Regions from separate parts of the Homo sapiens genome. Here region 2 is linked to region 1. A link is a loop called in an ENCODE intact Hi-C map of the cell type or tissue named here. Cell type or tissue: natural killer cell. All regions are shown on one strand. Links, peaks and the distances in the headings refer to the core of each region. The heading gives the core; the rest is flanking DNA. Region 1 has its middle 13 kb from the start of PTH. Region 2 overlaps SPON1 (spondin 1).

Region 1 (15,627 bases), core at 6,925-14,924:
AAATGTAAATTAAAACCACAATGAGATACCAATACACATGCACAAGAATGGCTATCATAAAAAATGAGGGCCGGGCGCAGTCGCTCATGCCCGTAATCCCAGCACTTTGGGAGGCCGAGGCGGGTGGATCACGAGGTCAGGAGATCAAGACCATCCGGGCCAACACAGTGAAACCCCGTCTCTATTAAAAATACAAAAAAATTAGCCGAGCGTGTCAGCAGGCACCTGTAGTCCCAGCTACTGAGGAGGCTGAGGCACGAGAATCACTTGAACCCAGGAGGTGGAGGTTGCAGTGAGTGGAATTCACACCACTGCACTCCAGCATGAGTAACAGAGATAGACTGTCTCTAAAAAAAAAAGAAAAAGAAAAAAAAATCAAGTGTGGTTACGTGACTATATTATAGTTCATGGAATGTTAAGAGATAATGTCACCTTTTCCAGGCCTGGCCCATAACACCTTCACACAAGTATTCTTACATTTTTCAATTCCAGCTAACTGGACTGGAAACAACCCCAGTGTTACATGGTAGAAATAGAATTCCTGGTCATCCTGTTGACCTGTTTGCCTGCCTGGGAATATAACATTCCAGTAATTTTTGTTTGTTTGTTTTTTGAGACAGAGTCTCACTCACTCTGTCCCCCAGGCTGGAGTGCAGTGGCATGATCTCAGCTCACTACAATCTCCACCTCCCAGGTTCTCCTGCCTCCTGAGTAGCTGGGATTACAGACGCATACCACCATGCCCAGCTAATTTTTGTATTTTTAGTAGAGATGTGGTTCACCATGTTGGCCAGGCTGGTCTCAAACTCCTGACCTCAAGTGATCCACCCACATCAGCCTCCCAAAGTGTTGGGATTATAGGCGTGAGCCACTGCGCCTGGCTCCAGTAATGTTATATGAACAAGAAATAAACTTCTATTCAATTTAAGTGAATATACATTTGGGATGTATTTGTTATAGCAATTTGTTCACCCTAATGAACTCAGAAATGAATACCTTTAAATGGGATTCTGACTAGCAAAAATTTAAAAATAGAGAGATGGGGCTTAGCCAGATGGATGGTAATATCACAAGGTGAAAAGACAGCCTACGTTTTTCGAAGGCAAACATTTGAAAAGCTAGTATCAGACCATTCAATCTAATCATATACCCGTTAATTAGACTGAATAGTCTAATACTAGCTTTTCAATATAAAATAACCAAGGAGTATATATATACACATATACACACACTATTTATTAAATAGTGTGTATTTATTAAATGGTTAAATTTGAAATCTTTAAAAGGCATATACGTGTGTATATATATATATATATATATACACACACACATATACACACACCCTTTGATTAGATTATATATGTATAGGTATACTATTTATACATATGAAATCTATATGTATATATAAAATCTACACAGATTTTATATATAGATAATAGAAAGACTAATGATAAAAGTAAAATGGGGATGAATTGGGGGATGTGATAGAGAAAGGTCTTACAAGAAATTTTTGTACTGGCAATATTGTATTTCATAATCTCAGTGGTGAGTAATGGAAGTTAATTCTATTTTTTTCTTAAAAATTTGCATATATGTTTTATGCAGGCTTCTATATGTACAATAAATTTTACTGTTTAAAAAAGTAAAAACATATCGATATTAAGTAGGTTCTATCCCAGGCATGTAAATATATTTAACTTATCACATTGAGCTAAAAGTAAAACATTGCATGTGTTTGGAAAATCATTTTATAAAGTTTAATTCCCTTTTATTATCTCAAATGAACTCTTGGAAAACTAGTTGTAAAAGGGAATGTCATCAATGTGTTAATGGACTTTCTCTTCTTGAGAAATTATGGACACATTCCTATTAAGGTAAAGAATATGATAAGGAAGCTCAACATCATCACTCATTAACAAGAACTTAGAGGTACTGAATAATGCCATAAGAATTGAAAAAAAGGTGTAATCAGAGGGGAAAAAAGAGAAAAAAGTATCACTATTTGAGATTATATGATTATCTACATGTATAACAAGCTTAATCAAAAGACAAACTATTAGAATTAATAAGAGAGTCCAGCAGGGTTGTTGGATGTAAGATAAAAGTAGAAAAATGAACAATGTTCCTGTATACCAAAAATAACTAAATAGAAAATGTAATTAACATTTAGATACTTTTCATAATAACCACACAATAAACTACATAGTATTCAGCAATTAACGAAGGCTATGTAAGATCTTTCCAGAGAAAATTTGAACTATTTAAAAGGCATAAAATGAGATCAGAATAAATGAAGACCCTTACAGTATCAATGAATAGGATGATATAATAAAGATGACAATTCCTCCTAACACAAATTTATAATTTTAATACAATCCCAATCAAAATTGCAATTGGCTTTTTTTAGAAGAGAGCTCAGTTGATTGTAAAATTTATATGGGAGAACAGACGTCTATAAAGAAGGATGTGTGCATGTGTGTACACTTAATTTATATTACTTGAACAAATACATCATTAGAACAGAATAAACAAAGAGAGCTCAAATATAAACCTATATTTGTGACATCAGCAAGATGGCAGAATAGGAAGTTCCAGCCCTCATTGCCTCACAGAAACATTTATTTAACAATGATATAGGGAGACTTTATGAGGCTTAAAAATGCCTTTATGAGAATTCCAGAATCCAGTTGAGAAGAATTGTAGTACCCTAGAGCAGCACAAAACTGAGAATAGCTATGTTGAAATGGTGGCCATAGCAGAAAAACACAAAAAAGAATTGACATGTCCCATTTAACTTAAACTATTCAAAGATCCCTGCTTGACGCCCTGCAAACACAACTTCTGCTTCACCTGCCTCAGGCAGTTGGAGAGGGAGAACTAGCATGTCCTTTCACTTGTTCCCAGTGTCTTGACATCTCTTGGATCCAGAGGATCTAGACCAATATGGCCCTGGGGAAGCTAGTGGCTGAGATCACAGTGATGACACTTGTGACACTTGTGCTGAGCATGTTCTGCATGGAGTTCTATGAAAAGATGAGTCTGAATGTGGCCACAAGTAATAACCTCCTCATATTTTCTAATGACCTGTGGAGCCTCTTATGGAGATATGTCCAGATGAGACCACCAGAGAATGCCAAGACATTAATCTCTGTTCCTCCTGTCCTAGGGTCCTCGTGCTTCACCTCTGGCTGACATTATTAGGAGTTGAAAGTGGGAGAAATAAAAAGATGGATTGCGGGTGTTTGCAGAGAATCTGCATTTCATGAAGAACCTTTCCTAGTATCATCAGATCTCTGGTTCTGAGTGGTGAGCCTCAAGAGCGTATGTGAAGTCACTGCTAGCACAGAAACTAGGACGGTTCTCCATGTGAGCCCAAACTTAGAAGTGGGGATTTTCCTGGACTGTGACCTGAAAACCATTTCATTTTTCAACACGTCTGATAGTTTCCATTTATTCACCTTCACAATATGTCTATCTTGGAGCCTCTATTTTCACTCTTTGGACCTGGGATCCCAAGAGAGGGTGAGAACATGCAACACATGAAGATCTGTACCAAGGAAGGTATCGATGTCATAATTTGACCACAGTCCTCTCAGGGAGCCAGGAAAAGAGGAATATGCAGGATGAAACTGTCAGATCATACACTTTCATCTTTTTTGACATTACCAGGAGTTTATAAGTTTGAGAAACCATTTGTTTTACTAAAAAGGAAGCTTTAAGATTAGAATTGCAAAAATAAACAATTGATTTTAAAACCTAACTTAATTGTAAATACTGGTCTTTGCTCAAGATAAAATTGGACCAAACCCAAGAGGCCCACAGTGTGAGGGCTAGTTTTGTTTCTCCTCTTGTGTGTTTCCCAGGGCTACCTCCGTGAACTGCTGCTTCCTCATGTAACCAAGAACTTGTTTCTGAAGAGTGCCTAGGTTGTCTGTTCATAGGCTCAACCCCCGTGGACTTGAGAAGGAAGGTTTCCTGTGTATGCCCCACATGGGGAGGAGAATCACAGGGCTGGAGATATTCAGAGGGACATGGTGTCCAAGGATTAAGTTGGGAAATGAAGGAAAAGTCCAGGAAGAGTCATTTGTTGGCATGAACTGAAAGTTGATTCAAAGAGCACAATAAGGCAAATTTTCAGCCTCTTTTCCCTCAAAATTAAATAAAATAAAAAATAGACCTATGTTTAACCCAAGAACCTAAGGTATGATTTTTAAAATGTCTCCATAAAGCCATGGGGAAATAATGGATTGTTTCACAGATGGTGTTTGGGATACTGACTGTCCATATGAAAAAGTCAATAAAACGCAAACATAGCATTTTAGCATACACAAGACTAGTCTTCAGAAGAATAACTACCTTAAAGTGAAAGGTAGATCCAGCTCTAAGATGGCTGAATAGGAACAGCTCCAGTCTACAGCTCCCAGCATGAGCGACGCAGAAGATGGGTGATTTCTGCATTTCCAACTGAGGTACTGGGTTCATCTCATTGGGACTGGTTAGACAGTGGTTGCAGCCCATGGAGTGTGAGCTGAAACAGAGTGGGGCATCACCTCACCTAGGAAGTGCAAGGGGTCAGGGAATTCCCTTTCCTAGCCAAGCAAAGCCATGACAGATGGTACCTGGAAAATCGGGACACTCCTGCCATAATACTGCGCTTTTCCAATGGTCTTAGCAAATGGCACACCAGAAGATTATATCCCATGCCTGGCTCGGTGGGCCCGACGCCCACGGAGCCTTGCTCACTGCTAGCACAGCAGTCCAAGATCGAACTGCCAGTCAGCAGCGAGGCTGGGGGAGGAGCATCCACCTTTGCTGAGGCTTGACTAGGTAAACAATGTGGCTGGGAAGCTCGGACTGGGTGGAGCCCACTGCAGCTCAAGGAGAACTCCCTGCCTCTGCAAACTCCACCTCTGGGGGCAGAGCATAGCTGAACAAAAGGCAGCAGAAACTTCTGCAGACTTAAACATCCCTGTTTGACAGCTTTGAAGAGAACAGTGGTTCCCTTAGCATGGAGTTTGAGATCTGAGAATGGACAGACTGCCTCCTCAACTGGGTCCCTGACCCACAAGTAGCCTAACTGGGAGACACCTCCCAGTAGGGGCCGACTGACACCTCATACAGCTTGATGCCTCTCTGAGACAAAGCTTCCAGAGGAAGGATCAGGTAGCAACATTTGCTGTTCTGCAATATTTGCTGTTCTGCAATATTTGCTGTCCTGCAGCCTCTGCTGGTGCTACCCAGGCAAACAGGGTCTGGAGTGGACCTCCAGCAAACTCCAACAGACTTGAAGCTGAGGGTCCTGACTGTTAGAAGGGAAACTAACAAACAGAAAGGAATAGCATCAACAGAAAGGACATCCACACCAAAACCCCATCTGTAGGTCACCATCATCAAAGACCAAAGGCAGATAAAACCACAAAGATGGGGAGAAACCAGAGCAGAAAACCTGAGAACTCTAAAAACCAGACTGTCTCTTCTCTTCCAAAGGATTGCAGCTCCTTGCCAGCAACGGAGCAAAGCTAGACGGAGAATGACTTTGACAAGTTGACAGAAGTAGGCTTCAGAAGATCAGAAATAACAAACTTCTCCAAGCTAAAGGAGGATGTTTGAACCCCATCACAAGGAAGCTAAAAACGTTGAAAAAAGATTAGAAGAATGGCTAACTAGAATAAGCAGTGTAGAGAAGACCTTAAATGACCTGATGGAGCTGAAAACCATGGCACGAGAACTACATGACAAATGCACAAGCTTCAGAGCCGATTCAATCAACTGGAAGAAAGGGTATCAGTGATTGAAGATGAAATAAATGAAATGAAGCGAGAAGAGAAGTTTAGAGAAAAAAGAGTAAAAAGAAATGAACAAGACCTCCAAGAAATATGGGACTATGTGAAAAGACCAAATTGACGTTTGATTGGTGTACCTGAAAGTGATGGGGAGAATGGAACCAAGTTGGAAAACACTCTGCAGGATATTATCCAGGAGAACTTCCCCAACCTAGCAAGGCAGGCCAACATTCAAATTTAGGAAATACAGAGAACACCACAAAGATACTCCTCCAGAAGAGCAGCCCCAAGAAACATAATTGTCAGATTCACCAAGGTTGAAATGAAGGAAAAAATGTTAAGGGCAGCAAGAAAGAAAGGTCAGGTTACCCACAAAGTGAAGCCCATCAGACTAACAGCGGATCTGTCAGCAAAAACTCTACAAGCCAGAAGAGAGTGGGGGCCAATATTCAACATTCTTAAAGAAAATAATTTTCAACCCAGAATTTCATATCCAGCCAAACTAAGCTTCATAATTGAAGGAGAAATAAAATCCTTTATAGACAAGCAAATGGTGAGAGATTTTGTCACCACCAGGCCTGCCTTACAAGAGCTCCTGAAGGAAGCACTAAACATGGGAAGGAACAACCAGTACCAGCCACTGCAAAAACATGCCAAATTGTAAAGACCATTGATGCTCTGAAGAAACTGCACCAACTAATGGGCAAAATAACCAGCTAACGTCATAATGACAGGATCAAATTCACACATAACAATATTAACCTTAAATGTAAATGAGCTAAATGCCCCAATTAAAAGACACAGACTGGCAAATTGGATAAAGAGTCAAGACCCATCAGTGTGCTGTATTCAGGAGACCCATCTCACATGCAAAGACACACATAGGCTCAGAATAAAGGGATGGAGGAAGATCTACCAAGCAAATGGAAAACAAAACAAAGCAAAAAAGCAGGGGTTTCAATCCTAGTCTGTGATAAAATAGACTTTAAACCAACAAAGATCAAAAGAGACAAAGAAGGCCATTACATAATGGTAAAGAGATGAATTCAACAAGAAGAGCTATTTTAAATATATATGCACCCAATACAGGAGCACCCAGATTCATAAAGCAAGTCCTTAAAGACCTACAAAGAGACTTAGACTCCCACACAATAATAATGGGAGACTTTAACACCTCACTGTCAACATTAGACAGATCAATGAGACAGAAAGTTAACAAGGATATCCAGGAATTGAACTCAGCTCTGCACCAAGCAGACCTAATAGACATCTACAGAACTCTCCACCCCAAATCAGCAGAATACAATTCTTCTCAGCACCACATCACACTTATTCCAAAATTGACCACATAGTTGGAAGTAAAGCACTCCTCAGCAAATGTAAAAGAATAGAAATCTTAACAAACTCTCTCTCAGACCATAGTGCAATCAAATTAGAAGTCAGGATTAAGAAACTCACTCAAAACAGCACAACTACATGGAAACTGAACAACCTGCTCCTGAATGACTACTGGGTAAATAATGAAATTAAGGCAGAAATAAATATGTTCTTTGAAACTAATGAGAACAAAAACACAATGTACCAGAATTTCTGAGACACAGCTAAAGCACTGTTTAGAGGGAAGTTTATAGCACTAAATGCCCACAGGAGAAAATGGGAAAAATCTATCATTGACACCCTAACATCACAATTAAAAGAAATAGAGAAGCAAGAACAAATTCAAAAGGTGGCAGAAAGCAAGAAATAACTAAGATCAGAGCAGAACTGAAGGAGACAGAGACACAAAAAATCCTTCAAAAAAATCAATGAATCTGGGAGCTGGTTTTTTGAAAACATCAACAAAATTGATAGACAGCTAGCAAGACTAATAAAGAAGAAAAGAGAAAAGAATCATATAGACACAATAAAAAACGATAAAGGGGATATCACCACCAATCCCACAGAAAACAAACTACCATCAGAGAATACTATAAACACCTATATGTGAATAACCTAGAAAATCTAGAAGAAATGGATAAATTCCTGGACACATACGCCCTCCCAAGACTAAACCAGGAAGAAGTTGAATCCCTGAATAGACCAATAACAGGCTCTGAAATTGAGGCAATAATTAATAGCCTACCAAACAAAAAAAGTCCAGGACCAGATGGATTCACAGCCTAATTCTACCAGAGGTACAAAGAGGAGTTGGTACCATTCCTTCTGAAACTATGCCAATCAATAGAAAAAGAAGGAATCCTTCCTAACTCATTTTATGAGGCCAGCATCATCCTGATACCAAAGCCTGGCAGAGGCACAATGAAAAAAGAGAATTTTAGGCCAACATCCGTGATGAACATCAATGCAAAAATCCCAATAAAATACTGGCAAACCAAATCCAGCAGCACATCCAAAAGCTTATCCACCATGATCAAGTGGGCTTCATCCTTGGGATGCAAGGCTGCTTCAACATATGCAAATCAATAAACATAATCCATTATATAAACAGAACCAAAGACAAAAACCACATGATTATCTTAATAGATGGAACCAAAAAAGTGCCCGCATTGCCAAGATAATCCTAAGCAAAAAGAACAAAGCTGGAGGCATCACACTACCTGACTTCAAACTATACTACAAGGCTACAGTAACCAAAACAGCACGGTACTGGTACCAAAACAGAGATATAGGCCAATGGAACAGAACGAGAGCCCTCAGAAATAATACCACACATCTGCAACCATCTGATCTTTGACAAACCTGACAAAAACAAGAAATGAGGAAAGGATTCCCTATTTAATAAATGGTGCTGGGAAAAGTGGCTAGCCATATGTAGAAAGATGAAACTGGATCCCTTCCTTTCACCTTGTAAAAAAATTAATTAAAGATGGATTAAAGACTTAAATGTTAGACCTAAAACCATAAAAATCCTAGAAGAAAACCTAGGCAATACCACTCAGGACATAGGCACGGGCAAGGACTTCATGACTAAAACACCAAAAGCAATGGCAACAAAAGCCAAAATTGATAAATGTGATCTAATTAAACTAAAGAGCTTCTGTACAGCAAAAGAAACTATCATCAGAGTGAACTGGCAACCTACAGAATGGGAGAAAATTTTTGCAATCTACCTATCTGACAAAGGGCTAATATCCAGAATCTACAAAGAACTTAAACAAATTTACAAGAGAAAAGTCAAATGACCCAATCAAAAAGCGGGTGAAGGATATAAACAGACACTTCTCAAAAGAAGACATTTATGCAGCCAAAAAACACATGAAAAAATGCTCATCATCACTGGCCATCAGAGAAATGCAAATCAAAATCACAATGAGACACCATCTCACACCAGTTAGAATGGCAATCATTAAAAAGTCAGGAAACAACAGGTGCTGGAGAGGGTGTGGAGAAATAGGAACAGTTTTACACTGTTGGTGGGAGTGTAAATTAGTTCAACCATTGTGGAAGACAGTGTGGCGATTCCTCATGGATCTAGAACTGGAAATACCATTTGACCCAGCATCCCATTACTGGGTACATACCCAAAGGATTATAAATCATGCTAGTATAAGGACACATGCACACGTATGTTTATTGCAGCACTATTCACAATAGCAAAGACTTGGAAACAACCCAAATGTCCATCAATGATAGACTAGATTAAGAAAATGTGGCACATATACACCCTGGAATACTATGCAGCCATAAAAAGGATGAGTTCATGTTCTTTGTAGGGACATGAATGAAGCTGGAAACCATCATTCTGAACAAACCGTCGCAAGGTCAGAAAACCAAATACCACATGTTCTCACTCATAGGTGGGAATTGAACAATGAAAACACTTGTGAGAGGTGAAGCCCGCTTGGCTTCTTGTTCTGTAGGGACTTGGAGAACTTTTCTGTCTACCTAGAGGATTGTAAACACACCAATCAGTGCTCTGAGTCTAGTTAAAGGTTTGTAAATGCATCAATCAGCACTCGGTAAAAACACACCAATCAGCGCTCTATGTCTAGCTAAAGGTTTGTAAACGCACCAATCAGCACTCTGTAAAAACGCACCAATCAGCACTCTGTAAAATGGACCAATCAGCACTCTGTAAAATGGACCCATCAGCAGGATGTGGGTGGGGCCAAATAAGGGAATAAAAGCTAGCCACCTGAGCCAGGAGGGGCAGCCAGCAGTGGCAACCAGCTGGGGTCTCCTTCCATGCTGTGGAAGCTTTGTTCTTTTGCTCTTCACAATAAATCTTGCTGCTGCTCATTCTTTGGGTCCACACCACCTTTAAGAGCTGTGCCACTCACTGGGAAGGTCTGCAGCTTCATTCCTGAAGTCAGCGAGACCACAAACCTACCAGAAGGAAGAAACTCTGGACACATCTGAACATCTGAAGGAACAAACTCTGGACACACCACCTTTAAGAGCTGTAACACTCACCATGAGGGTCTGTGGTTTCATTCTTGAAGTCAGCAAGACCAAGAACCCACTGGAAGGAACTAATTCTGGAGATACCTGGACACAGGGTGGGGAATATCACACATCGGTTCCTGTCGTGGGGTCGGGGGAGAGGGGAGGGATAGCATTAGGAGAAATATCTAATGTTAAATGACGAGTTAATGGGTGCAGCACACCAACATGGCATTGTATACATATGTAACAAACCTGCATGTTGTGCACATGTACCCTAGAACTTAAAGTATAATTAAAAAAAAATAAGAAAAAAACAAAGTGAAAGGTAAAACTCTAAAGCAGATGTAAGAGGTAACTTTGTGGCCTAGGGCTGGGGAAATACTTCTTCAACAAGACTCCTGAAAAATACAAACAATAAAGTGAAAAATTGATATATCTGAGTTCATCGAAATTAACTATAAAGACGGCAGCTGTGGTGCTGGTGGCGACGCAGTTGCTGCAGGGATCGGGTTCTCGGGGCTGCCCGCGGCTAAGGTGAGCCACAGGTGAGCCAGGCCTTGGCCTGGGACTGGGGCAGCTGGAGTCTTTCCAGAGGCTCTATCTTTGGGTTCTGCAGGCTCATGTCCTCAGGCAGGCTCACCCCTGGAGACACCAGCCTCATCCCAGAGGCGATGGGGGTGCTTCCCAGCTTTGCATCTCCACCCCTGGCTCACAGTCCCATTTGTCTCTCCTCTCCTCCTTGGCTACTGGGTACTATCCTGCCCTCACCTCTTCAGCAGAGGCCATGTCTCATCTCTCTGCCTCTGCCCCACTCTCCTTTGGCATTTTTCCCTTGTGTCCAGAATTTGTGGGTTCTTGGTCTCACTGACTTCAAGAATGAAGCCGGGGACCCTTGTGGTGAGTGCTACAGTTCTTAAAGTTGGTGTGTCCGGAGTTTGTTCCTTCAGATGTTCAGATGTGTCTGGAGTTTCTTCCTTCCGGTGGGTTTGTGGTCTCACTGACTTCAAGAGTGAAGCCGCGGACCCTTGTGGTGAGTGTTACAGCTCTTAAAAGCAGTGCATCTGGATTTGTTCATTCCTTCCAGTGGGTTCGTGGTGTCACTGGCTTCAGGAGTGAAGCTGCAGACCTTCATGGTGAGTGTTACAGCTCATAAAGTTAGTGCGGACCCAAAGAGTGAGCAGCAGCAAGATTTATTGCAAAGAGCGAAAGAACCAAGCTTTCATAGCATGGAAGGGGACCCGAATGGGTTGCCGCTGCTGGCTCGGGTGGCCTGCTTATATTCCCTTATCTGGCCCCACCCAAATCCTACTGATTGGTACATTTTACAGAGAGCTGGTCCATTTTACAGAGAGCTGATTGGTCCGTTTTGACAGGGTGCTGATTGGTGCGTTTACAAACCTCTAGCTAGACACAGAGTGCTGATTGGTGCGTTTACAATCCTTTAGCTAGACACAAAAGTTCTCCAAGTCCCCACCCGACCCAGAAGCCGGCTGGTTTCACCTCTCAATGGCTCCAGCCGCTGCCTCTCCCTGCACACCTCCTCGCCAGCAGAGGGAGCCCGCTCCAGCCTTGGCAAGCCCCAGAGAGGGGCCGCCACAGTGCAGCCGCGGGCTGAAGGGCTCCTCAAGCACGGCCAGACTGGAGGCGGAGAGCGAGTGAGGGCTGCTAGTACATTGTCACCTCTCACCCTCAGAAGGCTGAGCTGGTGGGGGCTGAGTTCTGTTACGTGTGACAGCAACGTCTAGGCCAAGCTTGTCCAACTTGCGGCCCACCAGCTGCATACAACTCTGGACGGCTTTGAATGCAGCCCAACACAAATTCGTAAACTTTCTTAAAACATAGTGCGTTTTTTTTGTTTTTTTTTTTTTGTTTTTTTAAGCTCATCAGCTATCATTAACGTCAGTGTATTTTACGTGTGGCCAAAGGCAATTCTTCCATTGTGGCCCAGGGAAACCAAACTGAAAGATTGGACGCTCCTGGTCTAGGCTCTCGATTGCTGAACTCGTTTCCTCTCAGCTGTTGATTCCCGACATTTGAGGACTTTTTCTGTCCCCTCTGCTCTTCCTGCCCAAGAGGCAATATCTGCCTTTCCCCACAAGGGTGCGTTCATTCAGGCAACAGGTATGTATTACCCTTCACTACATAATGAGCACTACTTCAGGGGTATGGAGGTGACCAGAGAGAGTTGCTGCCCACAGGAAATGGAGACAGACAATAGTGTGAACAAAATATTGCCAATCATGAAAATGGTTTGAAGTAAATAAGCAGAGTTTAGTGGCAGAAAATAGTAGGAAAGCCTAGACAGACTGAGTGATAGCCCCTCGTCAAGGTGACATTTAAGCCAAGAGATGAAGAATGAAAGAAGGGGAGGCCACATGAAAAAGGCAAGCCCTGGAATAGTGAGAACAGAAGCTTTGGAGGTGATGAGCCCGGTGTGTTCTGGGAATTGATGAAAGAGTCGGAGTGACTGGGACCCGTAGGGGTGGGAGGTTCAGGAAATGAGTGTGGAGAAAGAGACACAAGGCCTTCAAAGCAGATTAATAAGGGGTGTGGCTTCCACCTAGACTTCAGTGACACTGCTAAATGGCAGAGCTGTTCTAAGTGTTTTATCTGTATGAACTGTGCTTCAGTGAGTTTTGGTTGTAAGCCCTGTTTTACAGAGATGGCAATTAATTAATTAAGACCCAACGTACTGAATCAGCTTGCCTCAGGGTCCCTTGGCTGAGCCAGGATCACTCCTCTATGTTGTCTTTCAAGATATGTAGAAAGAAATCCTTTAGAAAGGCAAATGTCGATTTCTAATGCAGACAAAACATAACTAACTGCACTAAGTGGTCATCATAGGCTCAGTTGTCTCAATTTTGTGGTACTGGGTCAGTTTCTCTGTTTTAGGTTTGGATTCCCTGCATACAGACACTTTAGAAGTGATGGCACCTCTCCCAACATCCCCATGCCCCACTTCTGTCTTACCTGGAGTACCTAAGCTTGTTTTTCCTACAGTCAATGGACAGGCAAAGTTTGAAACCAAAGTTACTATGTTGGATAATGGGCTTTGTGTGGCATCTTAAAATAAGTTTGGAAGCTTTTATATGGCAGGAAGTAAATACTTTTGCTAATATTGTGGGTGGTCTCCTTGTTTTAACATGTACATGCTTTAGCTGACTCTCAGTTGCAATTAACGTGTCAATTATGAATTGTACTCTGAGTAGATGTATGCTAGAAAATCCAAAAACTTAGTAACCAAAATATCAACAGTGGTCATTTTTGTTGGTGGCATTTAGGATGGGTTCCCTCTTCCCCCCACTTTTAAAAATCCTTTCTGTAATTCTAAAAGTTTTCTACCACAGACATGAAGTGTATGGCTTCATAAATGTTGACCTACGTATATACCTGTGAAGCCACCATTACAATGAAGATAATGAGTATATCCGTCACCCTCATATAATTAAATCTGGTTATTAAGTCATTGACAATTTTAAAAGGTATCTCTTGACTAAATCTTATTTTGAACATCTGATTTAACCTGCGAATTTTCTTTATATTACTAGTTCTTATTAATTCAGGATCAAGATACAAAGCAAAATATCATGGTGAAATTGCGCACTCTTTGGAAAGTTGGCATTTTCAGTCAGTTGTCTAATTTGTAGTTTTTGAGACAATACTATAGAAAGATGTTTCAAGTTTTTCTTTTTTAGAATGGTTATTTTAATACATTATTAAGTTGCTAAGTTAATGCTAATAAAAGACCTTTAAGTTTTAAAAAAAAGCATAGAAAGAGTTAGCAAATACATGACACACTGGGAGAAAATATTTGTGGCATTTAAAACCAACACGGGGCCGTGTGCGATGGCTCACGCCTGTAATCTCAACACTTTGGGAGGGGGAGGCAGGAGGATCACTTGAGCCCAGGAGTTCAAGACCAGCTGAGCAACATAGTGGGACCTCATTTCTACAAAAAAATTTAAAATTAGCTGTGCACAGTGGTGTGCACCTATAGTCCCAGCTACTTGGGAGGCTGAGGTAGGAGGATCACTTGAGCCTGAGAGTTTGAGGCTGCAGTGAGCCGTGATTGCACCACTGTACTCCAGCCTGGGTAACACAGTGAGGCTGCTCTGTCTCATAAGTAAATAAATAAATACATAAACAAACAAAACCAACAAGGAATTTGCATTAGAATATACAAAGAATTCAAAATCAACAGGGCCAGAAAACTAATAGAAAAATGGCAAAGGATATAAATAAGCAGTTCACACTCAAATGACCAACATGTAGAGATAATACCAATCTCACTAATAATCAGAGGTACACAAATTAAACCAATGAGCTACCACCTGACGTCAATATGGCAAAACTTTTTATAAAGGCATATCATTCCAAACTGGAGGTGGAAATAAGGAAACAGGAATGCTTAGCCTACTGGAAGGAGTATAAACTGTGCTTGTGAAACTCATTTATGTCTGTCTTATGATTCTACTTCTGGATAACGATCCCAAAGAAATTCTCACACAGTTCCATAAGAGGACATATTCAAGAATACTCACCGTGCCATTTCTCTACCAGGGAGTCAGAGACACTGTCCACTCCACCTTCTAGTGTGTATTCCTCTATTACATAGGTTGGCAAGTTAAAAACTACATTTTCCAGACACCTCTGCCGCTAAGGTTCAGCAAATCATATGCATTCTTGTGAGAAAGGGAAGGCAGAAGTAAGGTAATCTGCCACTTCTCCCTTTCTGCTGGCAAGCATTGTTGTGGACCGGTTTGATTTTACTGTACTAGTGTTAGCAAACGTTACAATGACAAGGCACTGACAGATGTCAATAGGCAGAATGCTGGACATCCGTTTTGCTGGGGTGGATGGTAGAGGTGTAGTGTGTTTCTGGAACAGCAGCTGCCTCCTGATCAGGGCAGTCTCAGGATAATAGTCAAGGCAGCTACTGCTATTAGAAGAGAGAATCGCTCCCTCAGTGACTTTGAGTCTTTCCTAGATTGTTTCCTTCAGCATTCTCTATGATTCTGTAATGCATCCCTTTCTATTTAAAGTTAATTTTCTTTGCATTTAAACTACAGTTTGATTGATTCCACCAGAATGCAAGAAATTTGTTAATATTCTTCTGTTCTACATTTTACAAAGTTCACTTACCGTTAAACTTCCATCTCAATTGTTCATTCTATCAGGCAAGTCTACTCTCTCTGTATCTCACAGTATTTTGTATTTGTATTGTAATTACTTGCTTACCTATCTGTCTTTCTCCATTAGAAAATGAACTCTTTGAGGCCAGAGATGGAATCTTATTCATTTTTGTAATCCTGGCTCTTAGCATTACAGCCATCTTCCCTCCCAACTAAGGGCCTTTGCATATGCTATACCACCTGCCTGGGAAACCCTCCTACTTCTTTTCATCTAGTTAACTCTTAGTCATGTTTCTTATTCAGCTGGATCATCTTGAGATTGAACT
Region 2 (15,627 bases), core at 3,651-11,650, 760 kb after region 1:
CTGTCTGTAGGAGCCCAGACCACGCTGGGTCTGGCTAAGCCAACTTCCTCTGCACCACCACCACCCAGCAGCCCCTTCCTGCATGGTAAATGGGAAGCCATGGACCAGAAAGCTTTTTATAACCTCTGGGCCTGAGCCTCAGAGACACCACTGTCCTCCTTCCTTTCAGTTTCCATGGGGCTGTGGGATTTTCTAGGCAAGGTACCCAACCAGGGAGAAGGTCACAATGCATTCTAACTGCATTCTAGGCGCCTGCTGCCAGGCACGACTCTAAGGACTGTAGCCTTGTCGCTATGAGCCAGCCAAGCAAGTCTCTTCCCCTGGAACTCAGGGATCTGTTCAGTTGGCAACAAAGCCCTTCCTTCCCCAGCTGGTGACATTCTGGAGTTTTCCACACACAATGGACTATTGTGTCTGAGCACTGCTGGGCCCAGGCCAGGGAAAGGGGCCATACAGGACCAGCTGACTCCACTCTAGGGAAAGCCCCCCACCAGAGCTGAACTTGGACCTGTGGAGGCCTCCAGCCTTGCAAAGATCATGGCACCCCTCACCCGCAGTGTGTAATTGAAAATAAAAACCCAACCAAACCTCAAAGTTGAGCAAAATCAACAAAGTTCTGATTTTTGCCCTATGAAGACCATTCAGTGCTTTCCTTCAAAATGTTAATTATCAAATTATTCCTCAAAAAATTACTTTAGTTTCCCCAGTTATCCCTAAAATAACTTTATGGTGCTTTATTCACCATCCAAAGCAAAACAGAGCCAGAGAACCTGAGGGGCACCACGGGTATGGGGCCTTGGCTTTGTGCTGGCCTCCTCGTCCAAGGGAGTCTGATCCAGCGCATGGGTCTCACCAGCAGGACAGGCGTTGAGGGGACAGTCCTCAGGGCCAGGTGTTAGCCACATTGCAACTCCTGCTGACCCAGCTGGCCTGGAGCAGGCCCCACTCAGTTGCTGGACACAGAGCATGGCTCTGCCCTCTGAAATGGACATGACATGGGAGTCTGGCCAACCAAGGCAGAATCCAGGCCAGATCTCTGCTCTAGTGGGGAAGGGATGGGCTGAGCTGGAAACCAAAGGTGTGACTCAGTGGCCCTTCAGTGTCCAGGACATACCTGGACACTCAGTCCCCTCTCCCGGTATCACTGAGGCCCCAGGGTTCCCCCATCCCAGAGAGAGGTGGCTGTACACCCAGGCAGGAAAAGCCCCAACAGCAGGTGAGGGAGTGGGGGTGAATGGTGTCACCAGGTCAAAGCCCTATTGTTCCCATGAGCCCAGCTCTGTTCACTAAATATTTGTGGTCCTTTTTTGCAGAGTGATGAGGTCCTCACCGTCATCAAAGCCAAAGCCCAATGGCCAGCCTGGCAGCCTCTCAACGTGTAAGTAACACAAGTCCCTTGCCTGGCCTGTCTTATCCTAGCCCCTTCTCAAAGCCACCTACCTAATGGCCACCACATACCAGTTATGCTGTTGAAGTTAGCACTACTTCTCAGTTAACAAGCAGGCAAGATGCTTTCTATGTGCAGAGCATCACACCTGCCCCATCTTCTCAAGGATGCAGGCTCAGGCTCTGTTTTCCCCCAATGGCTTTAATACCACAGCCAGATGTGATGGCTTTAATACCAACTCAGATGGGATGATTAACTGTTCTGTGTTCACTCATGCTCTCAGCCACAACAGACCAAACATGCCCTCACCCTCAGAGCACACAGGTGTACTCATGCTTAGCCAGTCTGATGTGTGGAAAGCCAGATTTACCCTGGGTTCCATTCTCAGTCCCGTTTCTTTTCTGTCTCCTCTATCCCAGAGAGATTTTATCTGCCCTTGAGTCAGGTGACCAAGGGTATGCTGACAGTCCCCAAAACTACCTCCTGCCAAATGGATGGATACAGTGGTATATCCGTCAGGTTTTTGGACAGCTCTCCATGGATGGTCCACCTGGACCTTAAACTCATCATGTCCAAAATGGGTCCCATCACCTTCAAACAAACCTGCTGTTCTCCATGTGGAGAAATATTGAAAGTACAGTGAGTGTCAAAACCCTGTGGATTCTGCCTTCTGGGCAGCTCACAAATCAGTCCTTACTTGATTCTCCTCCCCTTCCTTCAAGCCATCACCCTTTCTCACCTGGACCACGTCACCTTTTTCCTTTGCTGTAGTCTCCCTCAGTCCAATTCCTCATCCACAGTTACTAGAGTGATCTTTTAAGAATCCAAATACCGGCCAGGCGCAGTGGCTTACGCTGTAATCTCAGCATTTTAGGAAGCCAAGGCGGGCAGATCACGAGGTCAGGAGATCGAGACCATGCTGGCCAACATGGTGAAACTCAGTCTCTACTAAAAATACAAAAATTAGCTGGGTGTGGTGGCACGTGTCTGTAATCCCAGCTATTTGGGAGGCTGAGGCAGGAGAATCACTTGAACCAGGTAATCAGAGGTTGCAGTGAGCTGAGATCGCACCACTGCACTCCAGCCTGGTGACAGAGCAAGAATCCATCTCAAAAAAAAAAAAAAAGAATCCAAATCCTCCAGCTAGCCTGGGCAACATGGCAAAACCCTGCTTCTACTAAAAATACAAAAATCTAACTGGGTGTGGTGGCGCATGCCTGTAGTCCCACCTACTCAGGAGGCTGAAGTAGGAGCATCGCCCGGGTCCAGGGAGTCAAGCAGCAGTGAGCCGTGATCGCACCACTGCACTCCAGCCTAGGTGATGGGAATAAGACTCTGTCTCAACAACAACAAAAAAGAATCCAAATCTGTTGTGTCCTCTCCTTCTTCATCCCTCTGTGACTTCGCTTAGTCTCAAGATCAAGTCCACACTCCTTAGTTTAGCGTGCGCAGGTGGGCGGAACACACGTCGGGGTTCATCTCTTGTCCTCCCCATGCTGCACCTCATACAGGCCACCCCGAATCCTGGGCAGTTCCTTGAACAAGCTTTGATTTTGCTCATCCTTTAAAGACGCAAGGCCTGGAGACTGACCCCAAGAAGATGGTTTACGAAGAAGCCTTGGCCAGCCCCTCTAGGGAGTAGTCTACATCCATTAACACCCGTATTGAAGACAGCAACAATGTGAGGAATGTGTGAGATGCTGCTCAGTGGGAGAAAAGGCGAAATCCACAGGATAGGAAGGGAGGAAAGTGCTGGACATTCAAAAGGAAGACGCCCCAGGATAGGGCAGTGGGAGTGAGGGAGGAGGCACACTCATAGCTGACTGCCTGGGAGCAGGGAAGCTACGGCGAGGCACCTGATACCTGCTCATTTAACCATTCAGCAAACTAATGGCTCATCCCCTACTGTGCGCCAGCCCTGCACATGCAGTCCTAGCTCTCTGGAACACTCAGCCAGAGAGGAGACAGACAACAGACCAAGTTGGGCCACTCCAGGTTTTCCCTTTGCACAAGTCCAGGCAGCACCATATAACCTGAATATATAAAATATAATGTCATCATGGCAGCCTTGTATACTCCAAGGGGATAAATGTTAGGGTGAGGAATGGCTCTGGAGCCCCAGAGCAGGGGCAGAACCCTCTCCTGCTGTGTGGAGGAGGGACATGGGGCTGTGCCTGGAAGGTGTTCCTTGTGCTGGTCAGGACTGGCCCAGGCTTGGGTGGAGCTGAGGCTCTGAGTGGAGGCCTGAGGAGGGAAAGAGAGACTAGCACTCAGACAGCTGGCCCAGCGCAGCCCAGCTGGCTGCATGGAGGCCTTTTCTAGCCTGCTGTGAGCTCTAAGCCTTGCTCTGGATCCTCCCTAAGGAAGCTCACACCAGGGCAGGAGAAAACCCACCCAGCCCAGGAAATGCCTTGCCCTCCAAGGAGAAGCAACACGAGGCAGGGCCTACCCAGGGCACTCTCCTGGCAGGTGCACCTTTGCCCATCTCATCCCTGTCCTACCAAAAAACAAGGATGTGAATTCACAAAAGCCCTTGGTGCCCTTTGCATAATTAACATCAGTTACCAGTCAGGTCACCCTGAATCTCCTTACTCTGCTGTCTCTTCAGATTCTCCCAGTTCCTTGGCTCCCAGAACCTATGTGTGAAGAACCCCTCACTTCTGGTCCTCTAAGTGGGCAGGGGATGAAAGGCAGGTAGGGGTGGGGAGAGTTTGTGGGTACCAATTTTTACACCATTAAGGAGTCTTTATACCAGTTTTCTCTTGAGGAGCCTGGGCTTAAACAGATGTAAACTGCAAATCAAAGCACATTCAGGAAAGAGATAGGAAGGGAGGGAGAGAGGAAAGAGAGAGCAGTCCTTTTTACCTTCAGCATCCCCTTGGGTCCAAGTAGGCGCTGACATTTATTATCCCTTTTAATCCTAATAACCATGAGGTAGGTATTGCAATGTCCATTTTACCAATGACCAAACTGAGACTCAGAGGTCCTATGACAGCAAGGGTGGATATAGAATGCCAACAGTACCCAGCTGATTCTAATGCCTGTGCTTTTCACTATAACACGATCCTTCCAATTAAGTAACAATTCATTCATTTTCCCATGTCTAAATTAATCAAGACATATATACCTGCCAATGAGCCTTCTGATTGGCATGAAATTAACAATGTGACCACACCAAATGGTCTCACACCTACCCCAAAACAAACAAAATCTTACTTTCACTTACCCTGTATCCTATCAAGGAGGACTGAAACATCCTTGATAGGAGGGTCCCCCCAAAAAAAGTCCTGTGAAAGGTGCTTAGGGCAACTGTGGTGAGCACAGCACAGTTCCTTATGGAGATTACAATTCAGTGGGGAGAGATATTTACTAAATGATCACACAAATAAATGTGACATGTCTATGAAGGAAAGGCATAAAGTGCCATTAGGGGGGTTAGAGATAGCTTCCCCCTAAAAAGGCAATGAAGCTAAGATCTAAGGAAGCAGTAGGAGTTAACTAAGCAAAGAAGAAAACAAAGGGGAGAACATTTTAGAAAATCTGGAGAGACCATCATGTATCTGCAAAGGCCCTGTATGAGGAGGGAGTAGAGTATGTCTAAGGCACTAAAAGGCTTTGGTCTAACTAGATCCAGAAATCAAAGATGAGTTTGGTGTGGGGCCAAGCCATGTAACATTTGAAATTTTTTATTTGAATTTTTGCATTAAAAGTCATGAGTAAGACCAGGTGTACTGGCTCACACCTGTAATCTTAACATTTTGGGAGGTGGAAGCAGGAGGCTCACTCGAGCCCAGGAGTTTGAGAACAGCCTGGGCAACAAAGCAAGACCCCCATCTCTACAAAAAATTTTAAAAACTAGCCAGGCGTGGTGGCTTGTGCCTGTGGTCTCAGCTACCTGGGAGGCTGAGGCAGGAGGATCACTTTAGCCGAGGAGGCTGAGGCTGCAGTGAACCATGCACTCCAGTCTGGGTGACAGAGCGAGACCCTGTCTCAAATAATAATGGTAAATCATTGAAGGGTTTTAAGCAAAAGGGTGACATGATCATATTTGCATTAAAAAATAAAAAGCAATAACAGCACTCGGCCCCTGTGTGAAAGGGTAGATGCGGGAGCCCAGTGAGGGGGGCTACTTCAGAAAACCGGAGAGAATTAACTGTGACTTCACTAGGATGGTGGTGGTGGTGGAAAAGGAGAGAGGTACAGAGATGTGTGAGGCACGTAGGAGGTAAAATCAACAGGCTGTGGCGATAGGTGGAGTAAGGGGGTGGAGAAAGAGCAGTCAAGATGTTTCCCATGTGTCTGGCTGGCATAATGAAAGAGTGGTGAAGCCACTCACAAGGCTGAAAACGTTAGATGAAGTTCAGTGGGAAAGATCATGGGATCAGTTCTAAGTGTAAGTTGTTAAGATGTATTCAAGATTTCCAGTTAGAGGTGTTAAGTACATGGTTGGCTAGATAGCTCTGGAACTCAGGGCAAGAATTCTGCACTGAGATCTAAAATTGGGAGCCCTCAAGGAATGGGAGACAATGCCAAGGGCATAAGAATAGGAATCAAGGGCTTAGGACTGAGTTCCAAAGATCTCTACTATTGAATGTTGAGGAATCTTGCCTGCAAAGGACACAGCAAAGGAGCAGCAAAGAAATTGGTAAGGAAGCTTGGTACCGAGAAAGCCAGGGGAAGAAAGTGTTTGAGGCGGGTGGTTGGCTGTGCCCAGTGCAGCCGAGAAAACAAGAAAGATCAAGGCTACAGGAAGCCCTTTGGGTTTATCGACAGGAAGGTCATCAGTGACCTTACGGAGAATCCTTTCTGCTGAGTGATGAGGGGGAAAAACAGCCCGGAGCAGGTGAGCTGTGAACAGAGCATGAGGTTATGGAGTCAGCAAGTACAGACCACTCTTCTGTGAAGTTTGCTATGAAAGAAGAGAACCTGGCTCCAAGGGGATGAAAGAGTCAAAGGAGCATTTTTTTTTTCTTTTTTAAGATGGGAGAGACTTTCTGAAAAACTGAAATGAATATTTTGGGACACCTTCCCACATTTCACCTACCCCTCAGACTTCCTGAGGCCTCCGTGGAACAAAATTAATTGATGGCAAACACTCAGACCTCCCAAACACCCAAAACCTCTGCACTCGGCGCTACTGGCTTGTTAAGGGAAAAGAATTTTCCTTTGATTTTCCCATACCCCAGTCTCCCCTTTCCTCTTCCAAATCTCATTAGGAAGTCAAATTAGGAAGCCTACATGCAGCCAAGTTTTGTTTTGCAGAAACAGCCTTGCCTCTCTTTGCTGAGCCTGCCTGATTGAGGTTAATGGGATTCCAGCCTCCCTCGCCGCCCAGTGGAAAGCCAGGGTGACCTACTTTGCAAGGTCCTGCCCGTTGAAACTGACTTGTTTTTCAATGATCTGCATCTTTATCCCCAGGACCACTTCTCAAAGGACAGCCATGAATGAGCAAATTAGCTGCTGACTTGTTTAGCTCAATAAATCAAGCTGTGGCTCCGACAGCCCAGGGTGCAGGTAGAGACAGGAAAGGCAGACTCTGAACAAAACCCACATCCTTTCCTAGTTCCTCCGGTGCCTAAGTAGAAAATGCCCAGATTTCCTACAAATCAATTCTGAATGTCCATCATCCAGTTCCTCCAATTGCATCTGAATGCTAAGAATTACTGGGACTTTTACAAATAACTTTTATTTCCTTCCTTAAAATGAATCCTGCAAACCACTGTCACCACCTTAAATTATTCCCAGCCACTCTGCCGGATTAACATTGATTAGATAAAGGTCGTGTTTGTGAGGCCAGTGGAGTAGAGACATGGTCACCTTCTCCAGAAATCCAAAGCCATGCTCCCCAGGAGGCCAGAGATTTCCCTTAAATTGGGCCGGAAGAGTCAGGGCTCTCCCTGCCTCCTGCAACACCTGCACAGGTCCACCGATGTCCTCGGGATGCTAAAGGAAGATGGGCTTTGGACAGAGAAGCAGGTGGTAGGTCTAAGCATCCAGATGGACCTGGAGTCCTAGATGCCTCCTGGTTATAAACACAGCGTTTTCCAACGTTGCAGGAACCTCCCTCAAACCTTTCTCCACACACACCCCTGCAGAACTTCAGCCTAGTGAATGGCTTGGGCGCCCTCTCGTGGCCAAATTGAGTTTTTGCAACTCTGAAAATTCAGATTATTGAAAACTCAGGATGAGAGACAACACAGCATATGAGTGTTTTAGGAAACCCTCCTGAGTCTCACTGGTGTGGATCTGTAATTTAGGAGGGGATGGTAAGTCTCTAGAAGCAGTATCAAAATCCTTTCTTACCTCTTTTCTTTTATGGTGTTTTGGAACATTTTGTTTGGAAAAGTTGAATGAGAAGAAAATCAACCTCTACCAAGCCCTGTTATGTGTCCCTCACAATGATAAGCAGTTTTCTCACAATAAAACCTTGGGGTAGGATGATGATGCTCCCATTTGGCAGATGTAGTAATTGCAAAGAAAGGTGAGGTGGAAGCCCTCATCACATAGCTATTAAATAAACAGCTGATTCGAATCCAGCTCTGACTGTCACCAATGCCCTGGGTTCTTTCCTCCACACCATGCTGCCTCTCCAAATGTAGAAAAAGGAAACATTTCTCTGGGTCTTCATATCTGATGTGAATTGTCTGTTCATAACTTTTCTTTATCTAGTGGGATCATTGTCTTTTTCTACATATTTGGATTAACTCTGTAGATAATATAGATATTAACACTTTGTCAGTCACACTCAATGGAGACATTTTTTGCCAGCATGTCATTTTTCTCTCCAATTCAGTACTGCTGTTTTCATTTTACAGAAGGTCTTCGTTGATAGATAATTCAATTCTTTTCTTTATAATTGCTTTTATTGTTTCAAAGTTGAAAAAATTAATATTTCTCTAGTAGATCTGAAAGCTTTATTTTTTTCTATGATCTGGTTATTTTCTATTTGACTCTGGGTCTGTTTTTTTTTTTTCTTGTGTGGTATATTAAATGTGAATCCAGTTTTTTTTTTATTACAGTTAACTTAGCCCAACCCCACTTGTCGCACAATCTTTCCTTTCCCCCTAATTTGAAAAGCCTATTTTGTATAGTCCTTATCTATAGTTTCTGGGATCTCCAGTCTGTATTGCTGATTTATATTTCTATCTTACCTGAATATCACGCTATTTTGTCTATCATGCTTTATCATATACTCTGGTATATGGTATGGCTAGATCAACTCTCTGCTAGAAAACGGATACAAATCTAAGTCCCAGGTAGAAAGATGAAACCAAATTAACAAAATATATCTTGGAAGACATGGCATATACAAAAGCATAAAAATTTTTATGACAGTTTGAACAAATTAAAGCACTCCAGTCCTATCTAGCATTTTCTAAGGAAAACTCATATAGATTCTTATTCATTTAATTATTTTTATTATAGAATAAATACTTTGAAGTGATGCTTAATTAAATTTGAAGGTCAAAGGAAATACAAGAGCTCCATGTTCATTTCTTAGATTAAGTCATTTACTTCAACAAACATTTGAAGAGAATCCATGGCATGCCAAGTTCTAAGCCAGACATTGGGATATAGCTATGAGCACGGCAGAAATGGTCCTCACTCTATTGGAACCTGATGGGAAAGGCAGATATTAACAAAAAATTCCAAAGCAAGAGTGAGTTCAGCATGCTATGGGGAGGTAGAATAGGAGTTCTAAGCAATTTGGGGAGAGGTCAGGAAATACCTCCTCCAGGAAATGTTACATAAATGGGGTCAAGGAGGGATTCTCCAGTCAAGGATAAGAGAAAGCTGCAGGGCATATCTGAAAATGCTATCAAATTGTTCTCAGGCCCTTATAGATTCAGATTTACTCTATCACCCAAGATAAGTCAGCCATGTGACCTCATAGTCAGGAATTGGCCGCCCCACGTTTCCCACACCTTGAAACACTTACCAGGGTCTAGAGGGTATCTCGCTTCAGCTACAGATTTGGATACAACAGATTGGGCCAAAATGCATTTACTGAGAATGATTTCCACAAGGCCTTGGTCTCAGATGGTTACACCCATTGGCTGGGCAGGTTCCAGGGTAATGTGTTAGGGTGGCAGTTGGTTTGGTTTCTACAGCTCTGGATTAGAACTGGTTTTGTCCCCTTAGATTGTCATTATGAATAGTCACCCATGGGGTACAGGATATGAATGACTAATCTGGCCCCAAATCACCTACTTAGGAAGACAGGAAGGCAATAGATGGAGCGGTCAGTCTCTATGACAATGGAAGAGGAAACCTGCCTCCCAGGGGACTGCTGGACCACCCCAGAGGACAGCTGCACCCAGGTGCCAGTGCTGTCTGCTCAGCAGTTACTAGAAGGCAGACCAGAACCCCGTCCTGTGAGTCCCTAGGCGAGGTAATGCCACACCTCCATAGACTGCAATCCTTGTGTGAACCAGGTCTTTAAAGAAGCTGCTAAAATCACTGACCTACATGCCAGAAAATGCACACGTGGGAAAAGGAAATTAAATCCCCTGATTTGTGCCTAAGTAGCTGATGATGTCATTGCAATACTTTAGCAGTTTATAAAGACTTCCTAATAAAGCATCTCATTTGATCCTGACAGCAACACTGCAGGTATGTATTGCTAGATGAAGATATTGAGACTTGAAGAGGGTGAGCAACTTGCCCAAGATCTAAAGCTAGAAGTGGAGGAGTTCAAGTCATCATACGCATATTTGTTCAGTCGGCCCACTGGACACCTAGGTCCTGGGGTACAGCTATGAAACACAGAGTTCCTTCAAGGAACTCCCGGTCTAAGCTGGGGAGAGGGAACAGTGAGGAAGTGATTACATTCATGGGGTCTGGCTATGGAGACCTGCGCAGAGTGGGAATCCAGCGCTATGTATCTGCCTCAGCCGAAGGCAAGACCTGCGCAGAGTGTGGGAATCCAGCGCTATGTATCTGCCTCAGCCGAAGGCAAGACCTGCGCAGAGTGTGGGAATCCAGCGCTATGTATCTGCCTCAGCCGAAGGCAAGACCTGCGCAGAGTGTGGGAATCCAGCGCTATGTACTTGCCTCAGCCGAAGGCAAGACCTGCGCAGAGTGTGGGAATCCAGCGCTATGTACTTGCCTCAGCCGAAGGCAAGACCTGCGCAGAGTGTGGGAATCCAGCGCTATGTACTTGCCTCAGCCGAAGGCAAGACCTGCGCAGAGTGTGGGAATCCAACGCTATGTACTTGCCTCAGCCGAAGGCAAGACCTGCGCAGAGTGTGGGAATCCAGCGCTATGTACTTGCCTCAGCTGAAGGCAAGACCTGCGCAGAGTGTGGGAATCCAGCGCTATGTATCTGCCTCAGCTGAAGGCAGGCAGAAAGGCTGCTGGAAGAGGTGACATGACCTGAGGCTTGAAAGATGAGTGGGCCCAGCATTCTCAAGCTTGAGGTGTATTACAATCTGGAGGGATTATTAAAACAAATTGCTGGGTCCTACCCCAAGTCTCTAATTCAGCAAATATAGGGTGGGGCTCAAGAATCTGTATTTCTAACAAGTTCCTAGAGGTTGCTGATGCTGCTGGTCCAAGGACCACACTTTTCCAATCACTGAAGAGCTTGCCCAATAGATGCAAGTACAAGTGGAACCTGCAGCTAACCTGCAGGTAGACTGGCCTGTCAGGGCCCAGGGAGCTTCTTAGGTAGCAGGTAGTGTGGGATAAGGGAGGGGGTGCATGGGAGGCAGCACCAGGACCTTGTCAATCGACGGATGCCAAAGCCAAGGCTCAGGCCAGGTTCTTCTCCACTCCTGTGGCAGAACCTAGACTGGCATCAGGCTAAAATGGAAAGTCCATTCAGGAAGGCTTTTCCTCCCACCTGTCCCCTTTCTGATCTCCATACGATCCTACAGTACTTCTCTCAGTAACACTAATGGTAATAAGAGCTCTAGGGCCAGGCAATGGGCTAAGTACTGTCTGCAAGCTAGCTCATTTGAAATTCACAGGAACCCTTTGGAGTAGACGTATGTGATCACCATTTTAAAGATTTGGACACTGAGACGCAGAAAGGTTTGATAATCTGCCCAAGGACACACAGCTGTAACAGGTGATACCAGAGCCCAAGGGGCCCAGTTCCCCAGGCCCCAGTCGGGTCTGCAGTCATTGCTTTCTGGTGCCAGGTGAGGGCAGCCAGAAGCAGCTGGTCCCAACAGAGGGCACAGGGACTTCCAGACAGCTGAGGCAGACCAGCTGCCAGCTGGACTGAACAGAACAGTTGGTCTCTGGCCAAGGATTCCCCATGATTAGCAGCCTTGGGGTGCAGAGTCAGGCCAAGCTGCCTTCAAGCCTCAGCCCCCTCCTAGCTGTGTCTATTAGTTCATTAACCACTTATTCACTTTCATGGCCTCTCTATGAGACAGGATAATAATTCTAACCCCACAGGATTGTCATGAGGGGAAAATGAAATAATATGGGACTGCCACCCGCTGTGTGCTTTGCGAATGTGACTCTTTCCTTTCCAGCCACTCTGAGTGGTTGCTGCCATGTATCTCACATGGTCCCAGCCACTCCTGAGAATCTGTGTGACACAAAGAGAGAGGTTGAAGAGCGGCCTCTGATAGCTTAGACTCAGGATGTTATTCCCAGCAACTGGGGGTGTCGGCCAAAGGTCTCTGACTCTACAGCTGGTCCCTGCTTCCCAGCTGTGAGCTGATGGGTACAGTCTGGCGCTGGACAGTGCCTGCTATTGGCAGCCTTCTGAGGGCAATAGAAACAGGAAGCTGGGGGAGATGACCCCTCTGATGGGAGGTTGAGGTGCAAGGATCACTTGAGCCCAGAAGTTTGAGGCAACAGTGAGCCATGATCACACCACTGCACTCCAGCCTGGGTGACAGAGCAAGACTCTGTCTCTGAAAGAAAAACAAAAAGAGAAACTGGATAGGGTGGTAGTATATGGTTCTCTCCACATTTGTTCAATGGATGGGCTCAGGACAGAGAAGGGTATAAACCCACAGTGGCCAAAGGCAGAATTCAGTGGGAGACCACGAATGTGGATACTCTCTGTCCCTCTCATTCTTCATAATCCAGGCAGATTTCCCTCAGAGTGAGGACCAACCCCCAGAACTCTAATATAATGGTCTCTGTATTTCGTTTCCAGGAGAGCAGCACCTTCAGCTGAATTTTCCGTGGACAGAACGCGCCATTTAATGTCCTTCCTGACCATGATGGGCCCTAGTCCCGACTGGAACGTAGGCTTATCTGCAGAAGATCTGTGCACCAAGGAATGTGGCTGGGTCCAGAAGGTGGTGCAAGACCTGATTCCCTGGGACGCTGGCACCGACAGCGGGGTGACCTATGAGGTGTGTGTGTGTGCCTGGAGTGGTGAGTGGCTCCTTGCCTACCCGCTTCCTGAGTGTCCTGGACACAGAGGGGATCTGTCCCAGGCTCTGTCCTAGGTGAACTTTCAGTCTGGCTGGGGAGGCTGGCATGGTCGCATCATCACATATGGTGTAATTTGGGCTCTGGGAACTGTCTGTGCAGTGGCCAGGAGAGCACGGAGAGGGAACTGCTAAAGAGCAGTTCCCAGGTGAGCAGGGGACAGCATTCCAAAGCCATGACTGCAAGAGCGAAGGTTTCTGGACAGCTGGGCTAAGGAGTTTGCATTCTGTCCTGAATGTCATATTTCTCTGATATGATCTATTGCATTGAAATCTGGAGCCATCAGAAAACCAATGGGAGAACAATCTAGAACAGACATCTGCAAACTATGGTTTGGAAGACAAATCTGCCCTACAATGTGATTTGTCAATAAAGTTTTCAAAGCCAGTTACACTCCTCCAAGTACATATTATCTGCGGCTGTTTTCTCACTACCACAGCTGAGTTGAATATTAGCAACAGACACAATATGGTTCACAAAGCCTAAAATATTTAGCATCTGGCCCTTTACTAAAAAAGTTTTCCAATGCCGGGTCTATTAGAAAGAGTTTGGGATTCAGGCCAACCTGGCTCAGCCGTTTCCTAGCTGGGATGGCCTCTCTGAAACTTGGCTTCTTCATCTTAGCACAATCCTACCATGGACATGGAAGAATTTTAAAATATAGTTCTAGAAATTTCTCAGCACAGTATGTGGCATGAACACAATTCCATAAATATAAATAGTAGTTATGCTTGTTAAATTCCTATCAAGGACTTTGCTCTGATCCATATAACAAATGGCTTTTGTGGGTTTTCCCAATTTTATTTCTTACTCTCTACCTCTGTATGTTTTCTTGCAGTCACCCAACAAACCCACCATTCCCCAGGAGAAAATCCGGCCCCTGACCAGCCTGGACCATCCTCAGAGTCCTTTCTATGACCCAGAGGGTGGGTCCATCACTCAAGTAGCCAGAGTTGTCATCGAGAGAATCGCACGGAAGGTACTGGGTTAGAACCCACTCTGGCATCGACCTTTCCCGGTAGGAGTGCCAGGGAGATTGTACACCCTTCTGCTCTAGAATCATAGAGTCACTGGCAGAAAGCACCTCAGGATATGGAATTCCTGGGCCTCCCCAGGTTTCTAACATGCAAATTATTTCATAAGATGAAAATAAGCAGGCCAGGCACTGTAGCCCATGCCTGTAATCCCAGCCCTTTGGGAGTCCAAGGTGGGCAGATCACCCGAGGTCAGGAATTCAAGACCAGCCTGGCCAACATGGTGAAACCCCATCTCTACTAAAAATACAAAAATTGGCTGGGCATGGTGGCAGGGACCTGTAATTCCAGCTACTCGGGAGGCTAAGGCAGGAGAATTGCTTGAACCCTGGAGGTGGAGGTTACAGTGAGCCAAGATTGCGCCATTGCGCTCCAGTCTGGGTGACAAGAGCAAAACTCCATCTCAAAAAGAAAAAAGAAAAAAAAAGAAAATGAGCAAAATTAACTCAGCAGTGAGGCCCAGTGCTCAAATGAACAATTTGATCCAGGCAAATTGCTTTCATTGTGAGTTCTGCAATTGATTACTAATATCTGCCATGGGCCAGGAACTGGGGAGTGGTGGTACCCAAGTTATGTATTTATCATCCCTGGTTAGCCATTCCTGCTTTCTTGGCATTTCTTTCTCAGGCAGATTGTAAATGTTGGTCCAGAACTTTGCCATGGCATACGATTTGTATACAGAATGGCGATTAGATTTTAGTCCTCTTTCACCTTCCCCCTACACATTCCCTTCTTTCTCTCATGTGAGCCCTCCAAGTAAAATTCCTTTTTCAGGGTGAACAATGCAATATTGTACCTGACAATGTCGATGATATTGTAGCTGACCTGGCTCCAGAAGAGAAAGATGAAGGTACGTTGTTTTCTTTTGTTGCAGGTGGCAACATAAATTGACATAACCCTTTGAGAAAGCAATTTGCTAACCTGTTTTAAGAACCATAAACCATGTGCTTTGACTTGGTAATCATATCTCTGAGGATTTCTCCTCAAGAAATAATCAAAAACAAGGCCAAGGTTAGGCCCAAAGCATAAGGGAATTGGTGAAGATATGACATCAGAATATATACTCAACAACATCAGGCCTTTAAAACAATCATGTAAATCTCATTTTAATGGGCTTCGCAGGATTCAGACCACTCTCTGCTTCGATTCTCAGGCCAGCCTATGAGGCAGGTGTGGATACATTCACTTTCCTAGCAAGCAAAGAAAGGCCCAGATCCTACAATCAGGAGGGAGCGACAGAGTCATGGTTCAAGCTCAAGTTTTCTTATGGGATCTGGAGCCAGACAACCTGGACTCTCAGTAGACATGTGATCTTGGGCAAGAAGCTAACCTTTCTGTCTCAGTTTCCTCAACAGTCAAATGGGGATAATAAAAGAACTTGCTTCATACAGTTGTCAGAATTAAATGGGATAAAACATGTAAGGCTCTTAGAATGGTGCTGGTACATGATGAGTACTCAATGAATAGCAGCTGCTCTTATTCTTACCATGACAACTGTGTATGGGATCATTGGGAAGATGAAGCCATGGCATGTAAATAAGCCTTGAGCTTTTCAAAATTACCTACAATGAGCCTGCATGTGTCTGGAAACAATGCCAAGATGAGGGACTGAAAATGAGAAGACGTTCATGTGTTGAGAGGAAGGGATAATAAGAATCATTCTGCTTATTTAGATTAGATATTTATTAGCAAGATGTTAAACTATTATCTTTAAAGGGAAGTGGATGGCTGCTTCCATCCCAGGAGCACCCAGGCTCACTGAAGTCAGTCTGGCAGCATGGCTTTTCTTGTCCCCAGATAAGC

Evidence for each region. Peaks named below come from ENCODE experiments on the same cell type or tissue, not always from the same donor. Only the 100,000 strongest peaks of a DNase experiment are listed, where the experiment ranks them.
Region 2: a loop joins it to region 1, with 7 times the contacts of the local background. A loop is called at or near these places in 12 of 110 quality-filtered maps.

What each region holds. Positions count from the first base shown.
Region 1 is chr11:13,475,578-13,491,204 of GRCh38, forward strand. No RefSeq gene overlaps it. Among named protein-coding and RNA genes, the nearest start is that of PTH, 13 kb to the right of the region's middle. In natural killer cell, for the core only: CTCF peaks have their summits at 11,732 (motif pointing right) and 12,084; DNase peaks (open chromatin) are centred at 11,734 and 12,234; H3K4me3 peaks cover 451 bases; H3K27ac peaks cover 783 bases.
Region 2 is chr11:14,242,019-14,257,645 of GRCh38, forward strand. SPON1 (spondin 1) reads left to right here. Exons shown (of 16, transcript NM_006108.4): 7 at 1,314-1,378; 8 at 12,510-12,711; 9 at 13,629-13,769; 10 at 14,599-14,674. Among named protein-coding and RNA genes, the nearest start is that of RRAS2, 110 kb to the right of the region's middle. In natural killer cell, for the core only: CTCF peaks have their summits at 7,527 (motif pointing left) and 7,727; DNase peaks (open chromatin) are centred at 6,893 and 7,503.